2 separate regions of the Homo sapiens genome follow, and region 1 is linked to region 2. A link is a loop called in an ENCODE intact Hi-C map of the cell type or tissue named here. Cell type or tissue: A673. All regions are shown on one strand. Each heading gives the region's core, and the rest is flanking DNA. Links, peaks and the distances in the headings are about the cores only.

What was found. Hi-C counts contacts between places; a loop is a spot of excess contacts. Peaks named below come from ENCODE experiments on the same cell type or tissue, not always from the same donor. Only the 100,000 strongest peaks of a DNase experiment are listed, where the experiment ranks them.
Region 1: a loop joins it to region 2, with 2.8 times the contacts of the local background. A loop is called at or near these places in 4 of 110 quality-filtered maps.

Annotation. Positions count from the first base shown.
Region 1 is chr1:163,099,435-163,111,241 of GRCh38, reverse strand. No RefSeq gene overlaps it. Among named protein-coding and RNA genes, the nearest start is that of RGS4, 36 kb to the right of the region's middle. In A673, for the core only: no CTCF peak of the experiment used is centred there; DNase peaks (open chromatin) are centred at 4,791, 5,711, 6,011 and 6,331; H3K4me3 peaks cover 1,754 bases; H3K27ac peaks cover 3,847 bases.
Region 2 is chr1:163,169,168-163,180,974 of GRCh38, reverse strand. All of the region lies in intron 1 of RGS5 (regulator of G protein signaling 5), which reads left to right. All of the region lies in intron 2 of RGS5-AS1 (RGS5 antisense RNA 1), which reads right to left. Among named protein-coding and RNA genes, the nearest start is that of RGS5-AS1, 13 kb to the right of the region's middle. RefSeq lists an enhancer at 3,200-3,369. In A673, for the core only: CTCF peaks have their summits at 5,981 (motif pointing right) and 9,698 (motif pointing right); DNase peaks (open chromatin) are centred at 5,984, 7,594, 8,194 and 9,644; H3K4me3 peaks cover 3,088 bases; H3K27ac peaks cover 4,881 bases.

The DNA of each region.
Region 1 (11,807 bases), core at 1,718-9,717, 69 kb after region 2:
AGAATAAGAAGAATCACAGAGGCAGATGTAAGCAGCACCCTAATCAATGGCCAAGTGAGAAGAGCTCTGTCATGTCAGTGTCTAATTGTATGTATCAGAGACAAAATCCAATAAACCCTTGAAAATATAAATAACGTTTTCATGTTTTGATTCCATGCTTACTATGAAATCTGATTATCACACAGCTTTAAAAACTATCCCTAGAGCTGGAACTAGAGCATTTCTTCAGGAAGAAACTATTATTGTTTGGAAAATAAGTTGATAAAGTTGAATTGGTAGGTGAGATCTTATGAGTATCGGTTGTCAAAAACAAACAAAAAAAAACAAAAAAAAACAAAAAAAAAATAAAAACAAGAAAACCAAAGAAATCGAGATAAAGTTCTCTGCTCCAGAAATAAAGAGAAAATTATTTGAGGTTGGGAGGTATCTTTATTGTCAATGTTCTGTGTTGTTTTTGAAGGTGGATGTATTAATGTGTGATATAGTTTGGCTGTTTCCCTATTCAAATCTCACCTTGAATCATATCTCCCAGAATTCCCACGTGTTGTGGGAGGGACCCAGGGGAGGTAAATGAATCATGGGGGCTGGTCTTTCCCATGCTATTCTCATGATAGTGAATAAGTCTCACAAGATCTGATGGGATTATTGGGGTTTCCGCTTTTGCTTCTTCCTCATTTTCTCTTGCTGCTGCCATGTAAGAAGTGCCTTTTGCTTCCTGCCATGATTCTAAGGCCTCCCCAGCCATGTGAAGGCTCTTTTTCTATGCAGTCTCGTGTATGCCTTTGTCTGCATCATGAAAATGGACTAGTATAGTAAATTGGTAATAGGAGAATGGGGCATCACTGAAAAGATACTCAAAAATGTTGAAGCAATTTTGGAACGGTCAAAGGTTGGAACAGTTTGGAGGGCTCAGAAGAGGACAGGAAAATGTGGGAAAGTTTGAAACTTCCTAGAGTCTTGTTGATTGGCTTTGACCAAAAGCCTGATAGCAATATGGACAATAAGGTCCAGGCTGAGGTGGTCTCAGATGGAGATGAGAAACTTTTGGGAACTGGAGCAAAGGTGACTCCTGTTATGTTTTAGAAAAGACTGGTGGCATTTTGCTCCTGCCCTAGAGATTTGTGGAACTTTGAACTTCAGAGATGATTCTTCTGGCAGAAGAAATTTCTAAGGAGAAAAGTATTCAAAAGTGACTTGGATGCTGTTAAAAGCATTCCATTTTGAAAGAGAAACAGAACATAAAAGTTCAGAAAATTTGCAGCCTGATGATGTAGTAGAAAAGAAAAACCCATTTTTTGATGAGAAATTCAAGCTGGCTGCAGAAATTTGCGTAAGTAGCAAGGAGCCTAACGTTAATCCCCAAGACCAAGGGGAAAATGTCTCCAGGCCATGTCAGTGACCTTCACAGCAGCCCCACCCACTATAGGCCTGGAGGCCCAGGAGGAAAAAGTGGTTTCATGGACCAGGCCCAGGGTGCCCATGCTGTGTGCAACCTAGGGACTTGGTGTCCTGTGTCCCAGCTGCTCCAGCCATGGCTGAAAGGGGCCAACATAGAGCTCAAGCTGTGGCCTCAGAGGGTGGAAGCCCCAAGCCTTGGCATCTTCCATGTGTTATTGAGTCAAGAATTGAGGTTTGGGAACCTCCACCTAGATTTCAGAAGATGTATAGAAACGCCTGGATACCTAGGCAGAAGTTTGCTGCAGGGGCGGGGCCCTCATGGAGAACCTCTGCTAGCCCAGTGTGGAAGGGATATGTGGAGTCAGAACCCCCACATGGAGTGCCTACTGGGGCACTGCCTAGTGGAGCTGTGAGAAGAGGGCCACCGTCCTCCAGACCCCAGGATGATAGATCCACTGACAGCTTGCACTATGCACCTGAAAAAAGCACAGACACTCAACACCAGCCTGTGAAAGCAGCCAGGACGGGGGCTGTATCCTGCAAAGACACAGCGGCAGTGCTGCCCAAGACCATGGGCATCCACCTCTTGCATCAGCGTAACCTGGATGTGAGACCTGGACTCAAAGGAGATCATTTTGTAGCTTTAAAATTTGACTGCCCTGCTGGATTTTGGACTTGCATGGGCCCTATATCCCCTTTGTTTTGGCCAATTTCTCCCATTTCGAATGGCTGTAGTTACCCAATACCTGTACTTCCATTGTATCTAGGAAGTAGCTAGCTTGCTTTTGATATTACAAGCTCATAGGTGGAAGGGACTGGCCTTGTTTCAGATGAGACTTTGGACTGTGGGCTTTTAGGTTAATGCTGAAATGAGTTAAGGCTTTGGGAGACTGTTGGGAAGGCATGATTAGTTTTAAAATGTGAGGACATGAGATTTGGAGGGGCCAGGGGTGGAATTATATGGTTTGGCTCTGTCCCCACCCAAATCTCAACTTGAATTGTATCTCCCAGAATTCCCACGTGTTGTGGGAGGGACCTGGGGGGAGGTAATTGAATCATGGGGGCTGTTCTTTCCTGTGCTATTCTCATGATAGTGAATAAGTCTCATGAGATCCTATGGGTTTATCAGGAGTTTCCACTTTTCCTTCTTCCTCATTTTCTCTTGCTGCCGCCATGTAAGAAGTGCCTTTCACCTCCCACTATGATTCTGAGGCCTCCACAGCCATGTGGAACTGTAAGTCCTATTAAACCTCTTTTTCTTTCTAGTCTCAGCTATGCCTTTGTTAGCAGCATGAACACAGACTAATACCAAGTGTCACTTGTGTATAATTTAAAATTCATAAAAAAGTAGCATCAACAAAACAAAGAACTAAAATCTGGATACTGGGGAAATCAGGGAAGAGAGGGGAGTAGAGGACAAAATGTTATCGGGTATCTTAGCAGAGTGGCCAAAGTACTTTTAAGAACAGGGATAGCTAATTTAGAATTACAAGTTTTATGTTTTCTTGTACTGAAAACCCTATCTGCCTCCCAATGCCTTCTGTAAAGTCTTATACACATATCTTTGCCTTTTAGCCTTGTTATATGTGTGTATGATGGTAGAGGGGAATCCAAGAATAAGAGATTGTGTCCTATTCTGCCTAGCTTGATCATGGAAAAAGAAAGAGCTACAGGAATTTTAAGTAGGTAACCAGTGAAAGAATGAACCATGAGGCAGAACTGACTGTAAACTGTAAGCCCATTAGCACACATAAAAAGGTGGAGATGGAGATAACAGATGATTTGAGCTGCTGAGTTTCATGATATTTTGATTTTTTCCTTGTCTATGGGAGGATAATGCTCCAATCCAGTGAACATAAATACCTTGTTCTAACGAGCATTTTCCTATATTAGTTGGCATTCTATTTATGAAGAGTGTAAGCTTCAGGTGAATTCTATCATTATGAGTCACCTTTTTTGAATTGAACTGACTCAGATGGAATCAACCTAGGTGCCTGTCAATGGTGAATTGGATGAAAAAAATGTGGTACATATACACCATGGAATACTATACAACCATAAAAAGTATAAAATTATGTTCTTTGTAGCAACACACAGGTGGAGGCTATTACCCTAAGCGAACTAACACAGAAACAGAAAACCAAATATCGCATGTTCTCACCCGTAAGTGGGAGCTAAACGTTGAGTATACGTGGGCATAAAGTTGAGAACAATAGACATTGAGGACTACTAGTTGTGGGAGAAAGGAACGAGGGTCACACAGTATACCCATATAACAAACCTGCACATGGATCCCCAAGTCTAAATAAAAGTTGAAATTTTTTAAGAAAAAGAACTGACTCAGATTATTGACCAGCCTTCTTTGAACCTATGAAGCTGAGGTTCATCTCCTAATTCATGTTAAATTTACCATGGGACCTTTTAGCATTCAGCTATTCTTTCCTAGAGAACCCTGTAACATGCTTATATTATTCAACTCCTATACTGATAGCTTTCATTTGCTTCCCTTCTCTGTTTGTTGTTGCTGTTGTTGTTGTTGTTGTTGTCGTTGTTATGGAGTTTCACTCTTGTCACCCAGGCTGGAGTGCAATTGCACAGTCTCTGCTCACTGCAACCTCCGCCTCCCGGGTTCAAATGATTCTCCTGCCTCAGCCTCCTGAGTAGCTGGGATTACAGGCGCCCATCATCATGCCTGGCTAATTTTTGTATTTTTAGTAGAAAGGGGGTTTCACCATGTTGGCCAGGCCGGTCTCAAACTCGGGACCTCAGCTGATCTACTCGCCTTGGCCTCCCAAAGTGCTTGGATTACAGACATAAGCCACTGCACCCGGCCATATCCCTTCTCTTTTGAGTCATTTTTCTATTTAAAAAAAATTTGGGACAGAAAATCACACCAAATTTTCTTTTGGAGTCCATATAATCTTCTCTGCTCAAGCGTAGGTCATAAATCTGACTATGTCCATGCTTGCACTCTTGCCTGTGACCTCAGTCAAGTTATTCAGTCTTTCTGAGCCTCAATTTTAACTTTTCTAAAGTGGAGATAATAATGACATCATTAAAGCAGCAATAATTAAACAAGATACATACTTGCCAAAGTGCTTATTACTTTTCTAGCTACATAATAAGGGCTTAAATTAACTCCAGTTCATCTTATTATTTAAAGATTCTGATGACTTTAATCACCAAGTTCTTTCTTAACTCAAGGGTAGCATTTTTTTCTCTGCAGTGGGATTGCTATCAAGCCAAAGTGAGAAATTACTAACTCTGTTGCTTCTGGCTAAATGACACTTCTCTGCCGATTTCATCTCTGCTTTTGTAATTCTTGGCTCAAATGGCAGGTTGATTCTCCACAAAAATTTCATAATCCATTAATTATGTTAGTGGGGATTATAACTATTTTGGAGAGAAAAATTTAATCCTCTCTGTTTAGCACTTTGTAGAGGCTGAAGCTATGAAAAATGGTTGATCAACATTCACACTAGGCTATGAATGGCAGCAAGCCAGATGTGGAGATAGAAAATATAGCCATTGTTTTTGTAACAGTATCTTATTGATTTCTAGGTGTTAGGCAGCGGTTAAGCTTGCTAAAATGATGTTGCATTCCCTAAAATAAATGCCACTGTATGCACTCTTTTAGAACTTAGTTATTATTTCCTAGAAAACTTTGTCATGTGTCTTATACTACTGAACTTTCACCTTTTTGGCACTCATGTTTTGGAACTTCTCATCTTTTTTTAATCATTTACATTTTCAAAAATTTGAGTGATCTGACCATACCTACCTTTTTTTTTTCACTCTTATACCATCTTTTCTCTTAAGTATAGACAGCAAATCTAATTATTACCAGGACTCTCCTCTTGCCAGCTTAAACCCTGCCTAATATCCATAAATCAATAAAATGTGTTGTTAAGAATAATGTAGTTTTAAAATAAAGAGAGTGTAACTACAAAACTAACAATTAAAAGTAAGTGAAAATGTTAGGTGCAAAGTAACACTTCATAAATGCTTAAATTCACTGTTCCAGTATAGAATTATACAAGTTAGACTAATAATGTAATTTCTGAATCTCTGTTTCCTTTTTTTAAAAAATGGTTGGATAATATGATCTGATCCACTAACCTTCCAGAAAAAAGACTTATATAAATATAAGCTTTATTATTATCAACAATGTTCTGGCTCTTTTCAGATCTTTGATTCAGTTTTGTTGAAATAAAGCTCAGAACAGACAAAACAACTTGAAAAAAGAAAACTGTCCTTCAGTGGAAATTGTCTTTATTACATCTGCCAGAATACCAAGTGATGACATAAATCAGGACTCAATGTTTTATTAGGCAAGTCAGATTCCTCAGATCAATGTTTTGTTTGAATAAAGATAATTAAGAAATTTTTGCTCATCTTAAAGAAAATATGCAAATCTTTTTTTCTTTTTAGGGAACAGGAAGAAATTTAGCATAACTTCAGGCAGAGTGAATTAGGAATGTTAAGGTTTTTCAAAACAAGTATTTCTTATAGAAAATGTGTTCTCTCTAAAATTGTCTATCTCCAGCAAAAATCCTTGGTTGTCATCATCACCAAATGCCCACATATGTTTATAGTTTTCTAAGGGTCTTATGTTTCCTTGAATGTTTAAAATATTCTGTCTCTTTCAAAAAGTGTTTGAAAGTCATGCAACAAAGAATATAAATAACCAACTTTCCTTCCTTCCTCCCTTCCTTCCTTCTTTCCTTCCTCCCTCCCTTCCTTCCTTCATTTCTTCCTTCCTCCCTTCCTTTTCTTCTTTTCCATCATCTGTCAACAAACATTTTTGCCAGCACTTAAAATAAATATGAATGATAATAATGAAAAGATGATGAAGAAACAATATAAATGAGACATAATCATGTCTCGAGGAGCTGACAGCCTAGTGGGAGAGACAGGAAAGACTAAGTATAACAATAAAGATAAGAAAATGCTCTGAGAACAGAGAGCAGAGTTGACCAACTCTACCCTGGGGAATCAAAGAAGGCTTTACAGAGAAGGAGGCACTGAAGGTAGGTCTTAATTATTGTTTAAAAAAAATCAAAAAGATTTTGTCAGGCAAAAAGAAACAAGGTCCATCCAGAGAGAAGAAACATCACAGACAAAAGAAGGGCTTCACGTAAAGGTCTGACAGGAGAGGCAAGGCCAGGAGACCGCTGGTTCTGCTCTGTGTCAAAGATGCAATGCAGAGAAGTCTGTTGACTTTAGCAGAACAGCTGATAAATTACTTTTCTCACATGCTACAAATATTTGTCAAAGCTGTTCTCTTGTGAAGTGTCAGGATTTCGGTCCAGAGGATGACATCAATATTTTTCTTTAATTTCTTACATTTTTTACCTTATCTACTTTTCTTTCCCTTTACATACCTCATATTCACTGGGTTATTAAAAACTGGTCTGTTCTAAGAAAAATAAATTGGTAGCCTCTGAAGATGAGTAAGATTTTTAAAATTTTCTGGAGAGAGGAGAAGAATGCACAGAAAAAAAAAACAACTGCAATGGTGCCTAGGAGTCCCATTTATATCATCGTATTAAACTAACTTTGTGGAGGAAAGAAAAGGAACTCTGCTGTGCTAGGCTAGGAGGTGGACATTTTATATCTTACTTTTGAACTCCTGGCCTCAAGTGATCCTCTCACCTTGGCCTCCCAAAAAGCTGAGATTACAGGCATGAGCCATTGTGCCCAACCCTATATCTTATTCTCAATCCCCATGAAATACAAAGGCCTTTCAGTGTTTTGAGAACCATGATCTGGTTCATGATTCTAACCTGCTAACACTCTGGCCTCATTGCCAACCATTCTTTCCATCACTTACTGGCCTTCCAGCTGGTCCTTAAATGTGCAAAGCATGCTTGCCATCTGCGTAGTACTCTTTTACTTCAGATATCCACGTCTCTTTTGCTCTGACATCCTTCAGGTCTCAACTCAAAGTAGCCTTCCCACACTGCATAAAACAGGATCCACCTGCCCCACATTGTACTCCAATCTCTTCCTCTAGTTTATTTTTCTTCTCAAAGTACTCATTGACATAGTATGTATCCTTATTTCTATATTTAATTGTCTTTATCTTCCCACTGGAGTTTGAGCTCTATGAGGTCAGGCATTAGTCTATTTGGTTCAAATAAAGTTTTTTTAAAGAGTTGACATTTAGTTCCCATCAACGGTAAACTGGATTAAAAAAATGTGGTGCATATATACCATGGAATATTTTGCAGCTATAAAAGATAGTGAGATCACATCCTTTGCAGTGACCTGGACGGAGCCGGAGGCCATTATCCTAAGCAAACTAACATAGAAACAGAAAACCAAAAACTGCATATTCTCACTTATAAGTAGAAGCTGAACATTGAGTACATAAGGAAACAAAGAAGGGAACAACAGACATGAGGACCTACTTGAGGGTAGAGGGTGGGAGAAGGGTGAGGATTGCAAAACTCACATACTATGCTTATTACCTGGGTAATGAAATAATCCATACACCAAACCCCAGGATATGCAATTTACCTATATAACAAATCTGCATATGTACCCCTGAACCTAAAAGTTAAAAAAGAGTTGATATTTAGTAAATAGTTAATAGATGTTTTAATAATAAATCATTTATATTTATATTACTAACAACATTTTACAGACGAGGAGCCCGAATTTCAGACAAGTGTAATAATTTGCCTGGGGTTCCATGACTCATAAGGCATCTGGATCTGAACATACGATGTCCCCCAAAGCCATGATTTTCCCACTATACCAAAATTTATTCCCTAAAAGGATGCCTTCCATGAGACATATCTTCAGACATAACTCATAAGCTTATTGCTTACAATATTCATCATGGTTCCTAATTGTAAAAACCAAATCTTCTATAGCTAGTTTAAGCAAAAATTGATCTATTAACAGTTACAGACCATTCACAGAATTATTGGCAAGGCTGAAGAAACAGACTTGTATTGAGCTTCCAGAAATGACTTTAACAGCACACCAAAGAACTGGCCTGCCAGGGAGCTGCTGCTCCTTCCACTTTCAAGGAATAGCAGAATCAAGAAAGTAGTTGCCATGGATCCTGTCAACACCTCGGCCATGAACACAAACCTGCTGAATCAGAGAAGTCACCACTACAGGTGCCAGATCCAGAATTTTACCACAATTGCCATGATCCTCACCAGCAAAATAACTATGTCATATCCTGGCTCTCTTTCTATTTATCTCCCTTCTATATTAAAGATTCACACAATCATATCTAATTGGTGAAGTTCAACTCACATTCAGAAAGTTTGCTGCAGTGGGTTATGAGGAATATAATTCTTTGGTTTCCCAGGCTAGCAGGACTGGAAGGCAGCTTATAAGGGGCTCAGAACCTTGTTGGCAGAGCAAATCCACTGTCCTATGTTAGGCACTTGTTAGTGCATAATTTTATTCAATCTTCACAGAAACACTGTAAAGTACGTACCATTTTGCTTACTCAATTGAAGAAGAGATGGAGGCTCTGTATTAGGGTTCTCTTAGAGGGACAGAACTAATAGGATATATATTATATATACATCCTATTATATATATATATAATATATATACATGGGAGTTTATTAAATATTAGCTTCCATGATCACAAAGGTCCCACAATAGGCTGTCTGCAAGCTGAGGAGCAAGGAGAGCCAGTCCAAGTCCCAAAACTGAAAAACTTACAGTCCGGTGTTTGAGGGCAGGAAGCATCCAGCACGGGAGAAAGATGTAGGCTGGGAGCCTAGGTCAGTCTCTCCTTTTCACATTTTTTCTGCCTGCTTTGTATCTGTAAGCTGATTAGATTGTGCCCACCAAATTAAGGGTAGATCTGCCTTCCCCAGCCCACTGACTCAAATGTTAATCTCCTTTGGCAACACAGAATTAATATGTCATATCCTTCAATCCAATCAAGTTGACACTCAGTGTTAACCATCACGAGTTAACCCCTTGTGAACCTGAACCCATACACATCTTCTGAGATCATACATAATCTTCAAATAAAGACAACAATGAGGTCATAATTATGCCTAACATAATACAACTATCCTTCGTACAACTGGAAATGCACCGATCCCCAACCCAAATCCTACTACATAAAGTTAACAATACTTAAATGCTGATATGAAGTCAATAAATCTTATGTCACATGATAAAGGGAAAGGAAATAAAATGAAGATATTTTCTAGTACAAGTGCATACATCCACAAACATGCTTTTAACAAAAGAAGGAGGAAATACTCGTGACAGTTACGGTCCTCATTTCTGCAGCTGGTCACGTGGTCGTAGCTAGTATTGATGACTACCTTCTTCTACTACCCATTCTGTATTCCCTTTGTCTTCAGCAAGCACCTCAGCAGGTCGTGATTTTTGTCCTGGCTCAAACCTTAGTTCCTGAAGGGTCTGGACCATTTGTAATCCTGCCTGGATTGGGCTGTTGGAGTTTCCCATTATTGATCTTAATCACAGGGCATGGTAATATTAAGAGATGTCCTAATGGATCTCCTGTATTCCATGCATACTCTTCCTTACCTCCATTGTGGAGTAGTAGACTGATTTCATTTTGATAGCCCAGGTCAGTCACCCCAGCTAACACTCTAACTCCCTTCTTAGCCTGCTGATTTAAAGGTAGGAGGAGCCCAAAGTGTCCAGGTGGCAATCTTAACTTCCAGTTTAATGGAATCATTCTTGTGTCTCCTGATAGCAGTGTTCCTTGCTCTGGAACTAAGACCTCTAGGCCAGCAGAACACAATGTCGCAGGAACAGGAAGCAAAAATTTTGCTAGTGGATCACTAGGGGTGATGGTGAGTGGTGCCACTTCCAATTCCGCCCCTTGATTCCTGGACCCGTGAATCCTGGCTATGGGAGGAACAATACCATATATTGGATGCTGATTCAGAGAATACACAGCCTTGTGGAGAACTTTGCTCCAGCCCTGCAAAGTACTGTCACCTAGTTGGCATTGTAATTATGACTTCAAAAGATCATTCCATCAATTCAGCTGCTTCAGGATAATGGGGAACATGGTAAGACCAGTGAATTCAATGAGCCTGAGCTGACCGTTCCACTCCTTTAGCCGTAAAGTGAGTGCCTTGGTCAGAGGCAATGCTGTGTGGAATACCATGGTGGTGGATAAAGCATTCTATGAGTCTGCAGATGGTAGTCTTGACAGAAGCGTTGCATGCAGGATGGGCAAACCCATATCTGGAGTAAGTGTCTATTCCAGTGAGGACAACTTTCTGCCCTTTCCATGATGGAAGAGGTCCAATATAATCAACCTGCCACCAGGTAGCTGGCTGATCACCCCGAGGAATGGTGCCATATCAAGGGCTCAGTGTTGGTCTTTGCTGCTGGCAAATTGGGCACTCAGCAGTGACTGTAGCCAGGTCAGCCTTTGTGAGTAGAAGTCCATGTGCCGAGCCCCTGCATAACCTCCATTCCTGCCACTGTGGCCACTTTGTTCATGGGCCCACTGGGAGATGACAGGGGTGGCTGGGGAAGGTGGCTGAGTGGTGTCCACAGAACAGGTCATCGTATACACTTGATTATTAAAATCCGCCTCTGCTGAGGTCACCCATTGGTGAGCACTCACATGGGATACAAATATCTTTACAGTTTTTGACCACTCAGAGAGGTCCATCCACACACCTCTTCCCCATATTTCTTTGTCACCAATTTTCCAATCATGCTTCTTCCAAGTCCCTGACCATCCAGCCAAACCATTGGCCAGAGCCCATGAATCCATACATAATCGCATACCTGGCCATTTCTCCTTCCATGCAAAGGACACAACCAGGTGCATTACTCAAAGTTCTGCCCACTGGGGAGATTTCCCTTCACCACTGTCCTTCAGGGATGTCCTAGAAAGGGGCTGTAGCACTACAGCTGTCTACTTTTGGGTGGTGCCTGCATATCATGCAGAACCATCTGTGAGCCAGGCCCTAGTCTTCTCTTCCTCTGTCAACTGATCATGGGGAACTCTCCATGAGGCCATCGGTGCAGGCTGGGGGAGAGAAGGAAGGAGTGGAGACCATGGGCATTTGAGCCACTTCCTCACGTAAGTTACTTGTTCCTTCAGGACCTGCTCGAGCCTGATCACGTATACCACTTCCATTTGATGATGGAATACTGATATGCACAACCCACTTTATGGCTAGATGGGCCAGAAAGCACCCAGTTCATGATAGGCAGTTCAGGTCACATGGTGACTTGATGACCCATAGTCAAATGTTCGGTTTCCACCAAAGCCCAGTAACAGGCCAAGAGCTGTCTCTCAAAAGGAGAGTAGTTATTTGCAGAAGATCGGAGGGCCTTGCTCCAAAATCCTAGAGCCCTCTGCTGTGATTCACCTATGGAGGCCTGCCAAAGTCTCCAAACAGCATCCCTATCTGCCACTGACA
Region 2 (11,807 bases), core at 2,255-10,254:
CGCCTGTAATACCAGCACTTTGGGAGGCGGAGGCGGGAGGATCACGAGGTCGGGATATCGAGACCATCCTCGCTAACGCGGTGTAACCCCGTCTCTACTAAAAATACAAAAAATTAGCCGGGCGTAGTGACGGGCACCTGTAGTCCAAGCTACTCGGGAGGCTGAGGCAGGAGAATGGCGTGAACCCGGGAGGCGCAGCTTGCAGTGAGACGAGATTACACCACTGCACTCCAGCCTGGGCAACAGAGCGAGACTCCGTCTCAAAAAAAAAAAAAAAAAAAAAAAAAACAGGGTAAGGGCTTTATTACAAAGGGGCAGCATGAGGGAATTTCTGGGGTGACAGAATTGTTCTGTATCCTAACTGTAGCAATAATCTGTGTGTTAAAACTCGCACAATTGTACACCCAAAAAACGTGGGAATAAAGAAACTTTGGGGTGGAGCCCAGCTCTCTGTGTTTTAACCAGGCCTCCAAGTGATTTGGGTGTACACTGAAGTTTGAGAACTACTGTGGTTAACACAGAGAACCATTATAGGTGAGGAGGAAATTGTCTCTGCAAGGCTGGTCTGATAGGGAGTGCTGAAGGCACTGCAATAGGAAGAGGAAAATGGGCAGGTGGGATGTTACAGTAATTCAGACCTGGAGAAGGGTGGTAAATATAGGTATGAAGAAGCAAGGACACATTTAACAGGATTTCCTTGTCTGGGCGCAGCGGTTCACACCTGTAATTCCAGCACTTGAGGAGGCCGAGGCGGGTGGATCATCTGAGCTCAGGCATTTGAGACCAGACTGGGCAACATGGCAAAATGCCATCTCTACAAAAAATATTAATACAAAAGTTAGAAGAATTGGTTGAGCCCAGGAGGTGGAGGCTGCAGTGAGCCAATATCATGCCACTGCACTCCAATCTGGGTGACAGAGTGAGACCCTGTCTCAAAAAATAAAAATAAAAGGATTTTCTGGGAAGACAGAAAAACACTTGTGACAGATTAGCTATTGGCAATGAAGAAGAAAGTCTAAATAATGTAGATTGGAGCATTTATAAATTATGAGAGTAAGGAGAATATTACAGTTACATAAAAATGGGATATTGGGAAGAAGGGTTGAGTAAAAAGGAATACATGGTGCCATTCACAAGGCATTGAACACCTCAGGTCCTTGATTGCTCTCATTTATATAGTAAATATATTGAATGTGATCCTCTTGAAATCTTAATTTTTTATAGCTGGAGGAGCTATTAGAGGTTTTCTCACTAAACTTATTTCCTTTCTCCCTTTCTCTTTTTCTACCTTTTCTTTTTTGGCAGAAAACAGGAGAGCTCAAATAACATATTCAAGATCACCCATAAAAGTACTGACTAAGTTGATAATAGGATTTAGTCAAGGGCAAATCTTTTCCTGTTGTACTGTTTTGTTCTGTTTTTCTCTATTTCCAATTGTTATGCTCTATGTTACGTTCTATGTTGACAGCTGTCATTTTTTTCTGTTAATAATCTGGACAGTTTCCTTCATTGGCACAGGACTTTCTGTAAGTAATAATAATAATAAACCTTGCCACTTATGGAGTACCATAGTACATGTGCTGGGCACTAATATTAGTGTTTCACATATAGTAACTCACTTAATCACAAGAGGCTTATGAAATAGATACCATTATTATCTTCATTTTACAGATGAGAAAACTAAGGCAAGGTAAGGTTTAAAAACTTGCCAAAAGTCACACATGTAGTAAGATGAATCGGGGCAGTTTGCCTCCAATATCCAGGCCCTTTACCACTATGTCATTCTGTCTCTTGCTTTAAGAAAACAAGAGTTTAGTTTTGGTATTAATTGGATTTTCTAAGAGTTCAATGTTCCACTTGACTTTCTCTCTAGGAACAGTCTTTTTAACGTGTATCGTATTTGCTTTACAAGCTTCCAGTTACATAATCTGAGACAGGATTTTTGCCACAGTTGGGAGTTGGACATTGTCTCTCTCAAATGTGGGGAAGATTTAACACAATTCAACACGTTACTTTTGACTGTAGTAATAGAATAGGGATCTGGAAAGTATCTTATGATATTGCTTGGACAGATCCAGGTGGTCATATGACTTAGTTATCCAAAACAGCTGGTTGCTAGTCTTTTCTTGATGACTTTTCTTCTGTAATGGAAACTTCACCACATTTATTGTTCACGATTTCCATGGTTTCATCACCATTTTATGGTAAGTTCTCCTGAACACTTCCTGTTTAAGTTTAAGCAATCTTTGTGTGTGTGTATGTGTGTGTGCTGGGGTAGGGGCCTTTCATGCTTATAGATGGCTGGGTTTTGAAAATTTATAAATGCATCATTATTTATCAGTTTCTTGTTCGAAGCTTCATAATCTCTTGAAGCTAGAGCCCCTTGTGTGGGTTTAGGTATCGTCTTGGTTAAGGGTAGGAACCCTGGTGCTTTTAGGATCAAGTCTCATTAGGCGTACTACATTGTTGTACCCTTCTGTGCTCCTACCACCTCCCTGGACTCCTGAAAATGCATAAGTGGCTAGAGAAGATGAGGATTTGATTAGTTATAGAACCCTAAATCCCTGTCCTCTGACATTTTCTCAGGGATTCTCTCTTTTCCCTATTTTTCTGCTTCTTTTATTTATTTATTTTTAAATTTTTAATTTTTTAAAAATTCTTTTGAGACAGAGTCTCCCTTTTGTTTTCTAGGCCCAAGTGCAGTGGCACCATCTCAGTTCACTGCAACCTCCATCTCCCAAGTTCAAGCTATTCTTGTGCCTCAGCTTCCCTAGTAGCTGGGACTACAGGCACGTACCACCACGCCTGGCTAATTTTTTTGTATTTTTAGAAGAGACGGCGGGGAGTGTTCACCATGTTGTCTAGGCTGGTCTTGAATTCCTGACCTCAGGTGATCCACCCGCCTTGGCCTCCTAAAGTGCTGGGATCACAGGCATGAGCCACCATGCTCAGGCTTTCTGTTTCTTTCTTTGCCACTCATCAAACACAGTAGTCTTTCACTCCTTCTCTCTGGGAACAAGCTGGCGTATCTCAGTGATTTTGGGGTTTTGGAAAACAAATACCAAAATGGGATACTCTTGTCAATTATCATTTGCTTTTGACGTCACAACACAACTCCCTCAGAGGCAAGAAAGCATGAAATGCCTGGCAACAGTCTTTAAAGAGGAAAAATTACATGTGGAGGAATATATGCATTAACACCCGATACATTAATATGTATTTAAGCTATTATTATTATCTTTAAGAGTTGCTACAGATCACTTGTTTTCTGCGTGTTTGCCGTGGAGAGGGGTGACTGCGTGATCATGGGTGGAGTCCTTGCACCTAGATTAAGGAATTGTATGATTAAATGAAAGTCTGGTGACCTCATGTGGTCCTCCACACTTGGATATATCAGGGATCTGGGAGATAAAGTGTGTTTCTCCCCCAGGTGACTGAAGAAGAGGATGCCCAACAAGTAGGGCCAGGTTTATGAAAGCAAGACCACCCTATGCATAATGAAATCCAACTGTGCCATACTTTTTGGACAAATACTTATTAACAAGCTCATGTAAAATGTTTGTATGACTTATTCTATAATCTCAATAAAGTCCTAGTTCTTTCTGCCCTGACTACACCTTGTATGAAGGGTTTGCTCAGATACAATAATATTCTAAGCTGGGATTCTAATATCTTTTAGTTGATATCAGGCAACAAGAAATCTTAGCATCAATGTCTGGATAGAGGACTTTGTGGGAATCAAGCCACAGGTGCCATCTCTAAGGGTTAAGAGTGAATTACATTTTCAAAACCTTTCTATGGAATGGGTGGGGGTTTCCACAATAGTGTCACAAGTCCAAATAACTTGAATATTATTGTGACTGGAGAGCCCATTATCTAATGAACAAGCCTACGTGTAAACACTCACTTCTAGCACGCGTCCTGCTAGTTGGCAAAGCATCTGATTTCGATCTCTATAGGGATAGCTGAGGCAGCTACAGCAGCCACCTTTGGAGCATGGTCTTTCTAAAGAGTTTGCTGACCACTGTTGAGATGTGAATGCTTGATTAGGTCAAGTAGCTGAATTAACTATGACATACATCATGTCATATTGTAGTGATTACAACCAGCTAAAATTTTTTATTTCATTGTTTTTCATTTCTTGTTTTGTATCTGTCTTGCCCAATTTAAACATAAACTCAATGAGAGGACCTTATCTTTTTTATTTCGTTGAAAATATCAAAACATATTATAGCGTACATCATGTGGTAGGCATTCAGTAAACATACTTTTAATTTGTTGAATAAATAAGTGAACAAAAGGAGAGGCTGCACAGGGTTTTCTTTTTCTTTTTTTCTTTTCTTTTTTTTTTTTGAGACTGAGTTTCACTCTTGTTGCCCAGACTGGAGTGCAATGGCGTGATCTCAGCTCACCACAACCTCCACCTCCTGGGTTCAAGGGATTCTCCTGCCTCAGCCTCTGGAGTAGCTGGGATTGCAGGCATGCACCACCACTCATGGCTAATTTTGTATTTTTAGTAGAGACGGGGTTTCACCATGTTGGTCAGGCTGGTGTCGAACTCCCAACCTCAGGTGATCTGCCCGCCTTGCCCTCCCAAAGTGATGGGATTACAGGCGTGGGCCACTGCACCCGGCCTGCACAGGCTTTTCTCTGTCCACCATGGTCCTAAGAAATTAAGTCAGCTTATTTAAACAAGAACCCTGGGAGACTTCCTAGTCTGTTACTGCAGGTTACTTGTGATGGTCCCTTACTGAAAATGAGCTAACCTGGGGTAGCTGAGGTAACAGCTTGAACATAAAAATGAAAAGAGTTGTTATTAAGACAATCTGCTGAAGGGAAACGTTAGAACATATCAAGAGTTGAAAGGGTATAATAGATAAACGTGCTTTCTGTGAATATATTTGACACAAATGACATTGTCAGTTCCATCTTTTCAGCCATCTTATAGTTTGAAGGGGCTTATTATGTAATTAATCACTAATATGAGTGAAAGCCTAAAACACTGCTAGGGAATGATTCACTTGTGTTTAGAAACAGAGCTTTCATTTCTGAAGTCATATCATAACACATTAATACTACTACTACTATATATTCCTTAGCATTTTCTTCACCTTTTTATCATTTGGAGCACCCGAGGAGTATTTCATATTAACTAACCATAGAGTCATTTTCCATCATGTATCATATATTAATTATATAAATCAAGTAAGAAAATAAATACATGTTTTAACATGATATCACACTATTACTAAACTTCTCTTTCATATGCTGTTAAAGCACAAGCAATGAGTGAATTTTCTGTAGTTCAAACTGAAGTAGGTAAATTCAGAAATAGGGTAGATGGTAGATGCCAAAATGATAGATTCTTTCCACCACAATCACCCGGCACTGCCTTTCTCTGCAGTTAAGAGTCCATCTTGATTTTAGGGGCCATGCTGAGGATCCTGGCAAGTTGAGGATTTCAGCCCCAGAACTGAGCCGACTTTCCACTAGCATATTCTTATACTCCCGCTAAGGGTTTTCAAGATCATCCATTACCCTGTCTCGGAGCCACCTACAAGGAGCAAACTCCACTGATATGAAGTTTTAAATGAGCAGCCAGGAAGAAAGCTGTTCCAGCTTTCAGCAAAATGCATTCTCCCTCTTGATAGGCCCGCGCAGGGACCCTCTGGGCCCTCTTCCCTCTGTCAGTCTCTGCTGGGTTCTACCTCTCAGATTAGTTCTCAGCTGCACGGAACTCAGAGGAGCTCCTCTCTCCTCTGGTCTCTAATCCGGCAAATGTCTTACTCTCGGCTGTGGACATTGACGGCTAGCGAGTGTTTTAGAAGCTTGTGTTTCTCTTTCCTGGGTATCTATTCCAGACATGTTCTTTTTAGTCCGTGGAAAGAAACCTCGTAGTGTTTCTTCAGAAGGAAGCAGCCTGGAACCAATCTGCTCTTTGCTCAGTTCTTTGCTAATGCTCACGCCTTCCCACAGCCAGCAGGGGGCATCTGCGACACGGATTTAAATTGCATTGAATTTAAATTGGATTATCCGATGTTAGGACACCTCTTTTGGAAATGTGTTGTAAAAATCTTGCCTTATGCTTCTCAACTCTCCTCCCTCTCTTCTTCCTTCTCGCTGTTCCTGACATATGTCTGGCGTCTACAGCGAAACCTGTTTGTGATTGCCGAAAGCCTTTCAACCACAGGAATAGCCTATGCCCCAGGGCTACTTCTGTTTCTTTTAAATCCTGAAAAATTATGGTCTTATAATTGATTCTTTTCAGATTGCTAGTGATTGCAATTATCCTCCCTGCCTCTTCTCATCAGCATATGTCCTATATAATATGAGGAACTAAATGCCCCACTTGACCATTCTCAATCTCTTTCAAGGACAGAAATTGAATTCACTTACTTTATAGTGCTTATAGTCATTTAATGGTGTTACCTCTGTCCAGTTAGCAAATTAGAGACATCTTAGTCCTCCGTGACTCATTCTAAGCTGCACTCCAATATTTCACCTACTCCACCCCAAAATGCAGCTTTACTATAACCTAGCAATTCAGTTCATTCATTCATTTGCTCATTCATCAATTTACATGGCAAATCTTTATTGAATGCTATTAAATGCCAGGCCCTGTGCTAAGTGCTGAAGCTGTAATTGTGAACTAAACAAATGTTCACTCTGCTCTTGGGGACCTGACACTTTAATGGGAGAGATAGACAATATTCGCATATACATATACATATGGAGATATAAATGCCAATTGAAAAATGCCATGAATGGAAAATTCAGAGGGCTCTGAGGATATATTAGGAGCAGTTTTTAGGTATATAATATCTCCCATTGCACATTGGGAAGTTAGGGCTCCTTGAGGTTACAGTCTATGTTTGTTTGTTTGTTTATTTATTTATTTAGAGATGGAGTCTTGCTCTGTTGTCCAGGCTGGAGTGCAGCGGCATGATCTTGGCTTACTGCAACCTCCACCTCCTGGGTTCAAGCAATTCTCTGCCTCAGCCTCCCGAGTAGTTGGGATTACAGGTGCCTGCCACCACGCTTGGCTAATTTTTTTTGTATTTTCAGTAGAGATGGGGTTTCACCATCTTGGCCAGGCTGGTCTTGAATGCGTGACCTCATGATCCACCCACCTCGGCCTCCTAAAGTGCTGGGATTACAGGCATGAGCCACTGTGCCAGGCCTACGTTCTTTTGTTTTTATACTCCACCTACCTTCATCAGTGATTGGAAAAATATCTGCTATACAGTTTACATATATGTGTTTTATATTCAATTGTTCCAAGTGTCTCTGAAGCGAGAAACAACTCTGTAACCCTTGAAACACCTAGTATAAGATTTTATATATAATTGGTTCTTCACACATTCTGGTGGAATATAATTGTATTTCTCAAAATTTAACCATGTTTCTGTTTTTAGTGATTGCTTGTGCTGGTTTTCCACACTTATGCATCTTAAGGTGATAACCCATTAAATTCACGCACTAGCAGGAAGGACTGAGGTGGTCCGTGGCCTTTTGAGTTTTGACTTCCCAGCCAGCCAGCATACCCACACAGGGAGCAGATTTAAAACTGCAAAGCCCCAGAATTATTCAAACCGTTTTCAGTTTGGAATCACTAATGTGAGTCATCTAGACAAAGAATTATCTTCCTCTGAGCCTTTAATTAAACTTTAACTCAAGCATTTTCAATTGATTTTATTTCAAAACAAGTTTTTCTTTGTAAAACAAAAGAATAACAAGAGGAGGAAGAGAGATGACAGGAGATAAAAATAGTTTCTTGTTAATGAGCATTAATGTAATGTGGCCAGGAAAAAATGTCTAGTGTGCAGTCAAATAGAGCCCGAGACCAAGCAGGAAATTGTAAACAAATTAGAAAATTATCTTCTCTGGATGGTGTTGTTTTTGATGCCAAATTAATGTCAGATACATTCAAGTTTATCTATAAAGGGAAAATAGTTTGGTAAGCTGGAGCTATTGTTTTGTTTGAATTTTTCATTTGGTTTGTTTTATTTTCATATGTCTGTGAGGCTATGGTAGGGAGGAAAGGGAAACGGGGGATGAAATAATATTCCAGGGATTCTTGAGGAGTAAAACAAATCTAACATTATTTAGTCTTGTGAAAAGAGTGCAATGTTTAAAGTGATTTGAACTTCAGCATTTCTCAGCTCCTCGGCCTTTAAACTTTACTGTTGTATGAGCAGAAATGCAATAACATTAGTCATTCCCTGAACAATGAACTCCTAATTAAATTTAATAGACTTCACAACTTAAATACTCTTAACTTTATAATGCTCTATACTTGAGCCTATACCAAGCCAGAAACTGAAGCCATAGAAAGAAGTGTTTTCCAAAGCACTGAATATCTTTTCTCCCTTACATTTCCAGGGCAAATATGAGGAAAAGAGTAACCTGATGTTCTGGTATGTTAGTCTGCTCTGAAGAAATGGAATACGATTTTCTCTTGGCAATGTTATAAATGATAGTTGATTTCTAGATCATTCCACAAAAAACTCTATTTAAGCAGTGATATAGATAAAATAGTAGTAGGGTACTGATTCATCCTGGTTTTAAAAGGATTTTGTGGTATGTCTTGAGCATTTAACTACCATTTATAAATGGTGTTTTCACAGAAAATGCATTCTGAAATAGTAAAAGAAAATGTGAGATACATTGTGTTCATATGATAGGATGCCACGTCTTTAAATACAGACAGTTTTTGAAAGGCGCTTTTCAATAGTTTTATCTCTTGTTTGTTTTCATACCAACTTTGCTGCAAGCTAGGTACTGTATAGAGGTCCCTCCAACATCCATCCCTCTATCTGGAAGGGAAGCAGAGTAACTTCTTTGAATGGGCTTTCTGCTGTCTCACATTTCACCCTCTTGCAGTACAAACTACTTTTACATCCCTTAAAATAACACGCACCCACCCTTCCCTCTGGAACGCTCATTCTTTTCTAGCCCAACTGACTGACTGCTGCTCATTCTCTAGTTCCACATTTGCCTCCTCTGAGAAGTTCCCCCTGATCTACCGTTGTGGACACTGGTGCTCCTCTGTGAGAGTTCTGCTGCTTTCTGGACAGTCTGTCTTTAAGCACCCGTTTGTGATTGTTTCCACATCTAAGACCTCTCCGGGCTAAAAGCACCTTGAAAGCAAGGAGCAAACCTAATGGTGTTTGTATATTTACTGCATACTGCCTGACACAGTAAACATGACCAATGAGTTAATCAGTAAGGAATAAATGAATTAAGTCACTAATAATTCTTTTACATACATTCGATTTCTTTGTTCTAATTATCCCTTAATCTCCAACTATTATTCTTGCATCAGGAAATCAAACACAAATATTTTTCTGCCTTTTACAAAAGCAAAAGGCTCAAATGGAGCAAGAAATAGAAAAAAAAGGAACTAAATTTGAGAGGGGGGATAAAGTTAAAACCAAAACAACCAACCAAACAGAAACCTAAACATGAGAGACTTTCATTACATCATTGTTATCTAAATATTGGTGAGTGGACTATTGTGTCAAGGTTGAAACTGAAAACAGTTGCAGCATGGATTCCACAGATGGGTGCACAGGAAGGGAGGGACCTATGGAGCCAGGAGGATATGGATTATGGATGAAGGTTTTCACGGACTGGGTGGGATACTGTGTCCTAGTGCACCTTGCATCTCTGACTGTAATACTGCACATTAGTCAGCAGAGGGTAGCCACAAATATTGCATGCATTTCTCCTCCCCACTTAATGTTTTCTTCATTTTTCAGATAAATATAAAATTGGCAATTCTTGTCCCCAGAGGTAGAATATAGAAGGTTGTGGGTGTAGTAATTCCTTAGTAACTTGCGGGGAATTTTTTGTATGTTTCAATGTAATGTTCGAAGCTAGGGAACATGGGCGGTGGGTTGGAAAAATGATTGTGTAGTTAGAACTAACTTTAAAGAAGCCGTGTTCTATGCCAAATGCTGTGCTAAGTGACTCACATGCATTAGTATATTTAATCATCTCAAAAAGTCTTAGGATATACTATTTTATCAGTCCAAATTTCTAGGCAAAAGAACTAAACATTAGATAATTTAAGTAACTTGCAACACTTGGAATTAAAGCGACACTTATTCTAATTCACAATGTTATATAAGCTCCCTCGGCAGAACAGTCCCAGTTTTTACCCTAATGCCGTGCTGAGCTTGATCTGAGGTACTATGGGACCTGAGTTGGCTTTAGTCAATGAGAGGGTCTTAGGGAAAGAGTGAAAGCAGAACAAAATGAAAAGGAAATGACACTGTAGAGATGACTGTTCCTAAAACATAGTTTTCAAAACCATATTTACTAGCCTAAAGGAAAATATGTTATAATTAGGCATTTATGGAGTTTTTATAAGTTACCACAGGTTTCCTTACATTTTTTTTCCCTAATATCCGTAACTGCAAATCTTAGGCATTTACTTAAATTGCCTCATCACAGCCTCCCTGTGAACAAATGAGGAAAGTATGTGTACAATAGTAAAATCCTATTTGGCTGCCATGTGAACTTCACCACATCTCTTTAAAACTTTGGTTATGATTAGCATTGACTGGGAGGTAAATGTTAGCAGATTTGTAAAGAACAAAATCAAGATATTTTTAGTTCACTTTGGCAAATATTTTTAAATGTTTACTATATTGCCAAGCATTGTGCTAGGCACAGGGGTTAAAAAGTATTTAAGACTAAATTCCTACCATCAAAAAGTTCTCATATCCAAGTAGAAAAACAGAAACATAAGTCAATGACCATAATGCAATATGATGAACCCTGTCTTAAAAGCATGGGTAAAGTGCTAAGGTGACTGGGAAAGGGTAGCTTTTTGGGTCTCCCAATATTCAACAACTTGTCCTATGGATTAATATTTAAGATTTGCCTGGTGCTTTTCTAGTATAGAATTGTGATAAAGTGATGGATAGATTAGAAGGTTAGTTTTAAAACTGAGCGTGAAAATAGTTGCATCCCGTGATGGAGGAGTACCCAGAATTCTGACCATATCTACTCACTAAAATACTGAAGATACAAAGAAGCAGTAAATTCTGCTGTAGTTTGTTGTTTGGCAATTAGTACTCATTTATCAAGGCTTACTGCACATAAGATAGTCTGACAGCCATAGAGAACAATGGATAAGGAGTTGGAAACAAAAATTTTATAGAGAAATAAATAATCAAGTGGAATGATTTAATTTTATAGCTGGAAATAGCTCAAAAAACATCTAAAATGATGGATAACGTCATCATTTTACAGATGAGGGAACTGAGGTCTGGCAGTAAAAAGTGGTCATTTTACTTCTCAAAAGAAGATATTTATGCAGCCAAAAAACACATGAAAAAATGCTCATCATCACTGGCCATCAGAGAAATGCAAATCAAAACCACAGTGAGATACCATCTCACACCAGTTAGAATGGCGATCATCAAAAAGTCAGGAAACAACAGGTGCTGGAGAGGATGTGGAGAAATAGGAACACTTTTACACTGTTGGTGAGACTGTAAACTAGTTCAACCATTGTGGAAGTCAGTGTGGCGATTCCTCAGGGATCTAGAACTAGAAATACCATTTGACCCAGCCATCCTATTACTGGGTATATACCCAAAGGATTATAAATCATGCTGCTATAAAGACACATGCACACATATGTTTATTGTGGCACTATTCACAATAGCAAAGACTTGGAACCAACCCAAATGTCCAACAATGATAGACTGGATTAAGAAAATGTGGCACATATACACCATGGAATACTATGCAGCCATAAAAAATGATGAGTTCATGTCCTTTGTAGGGACCTG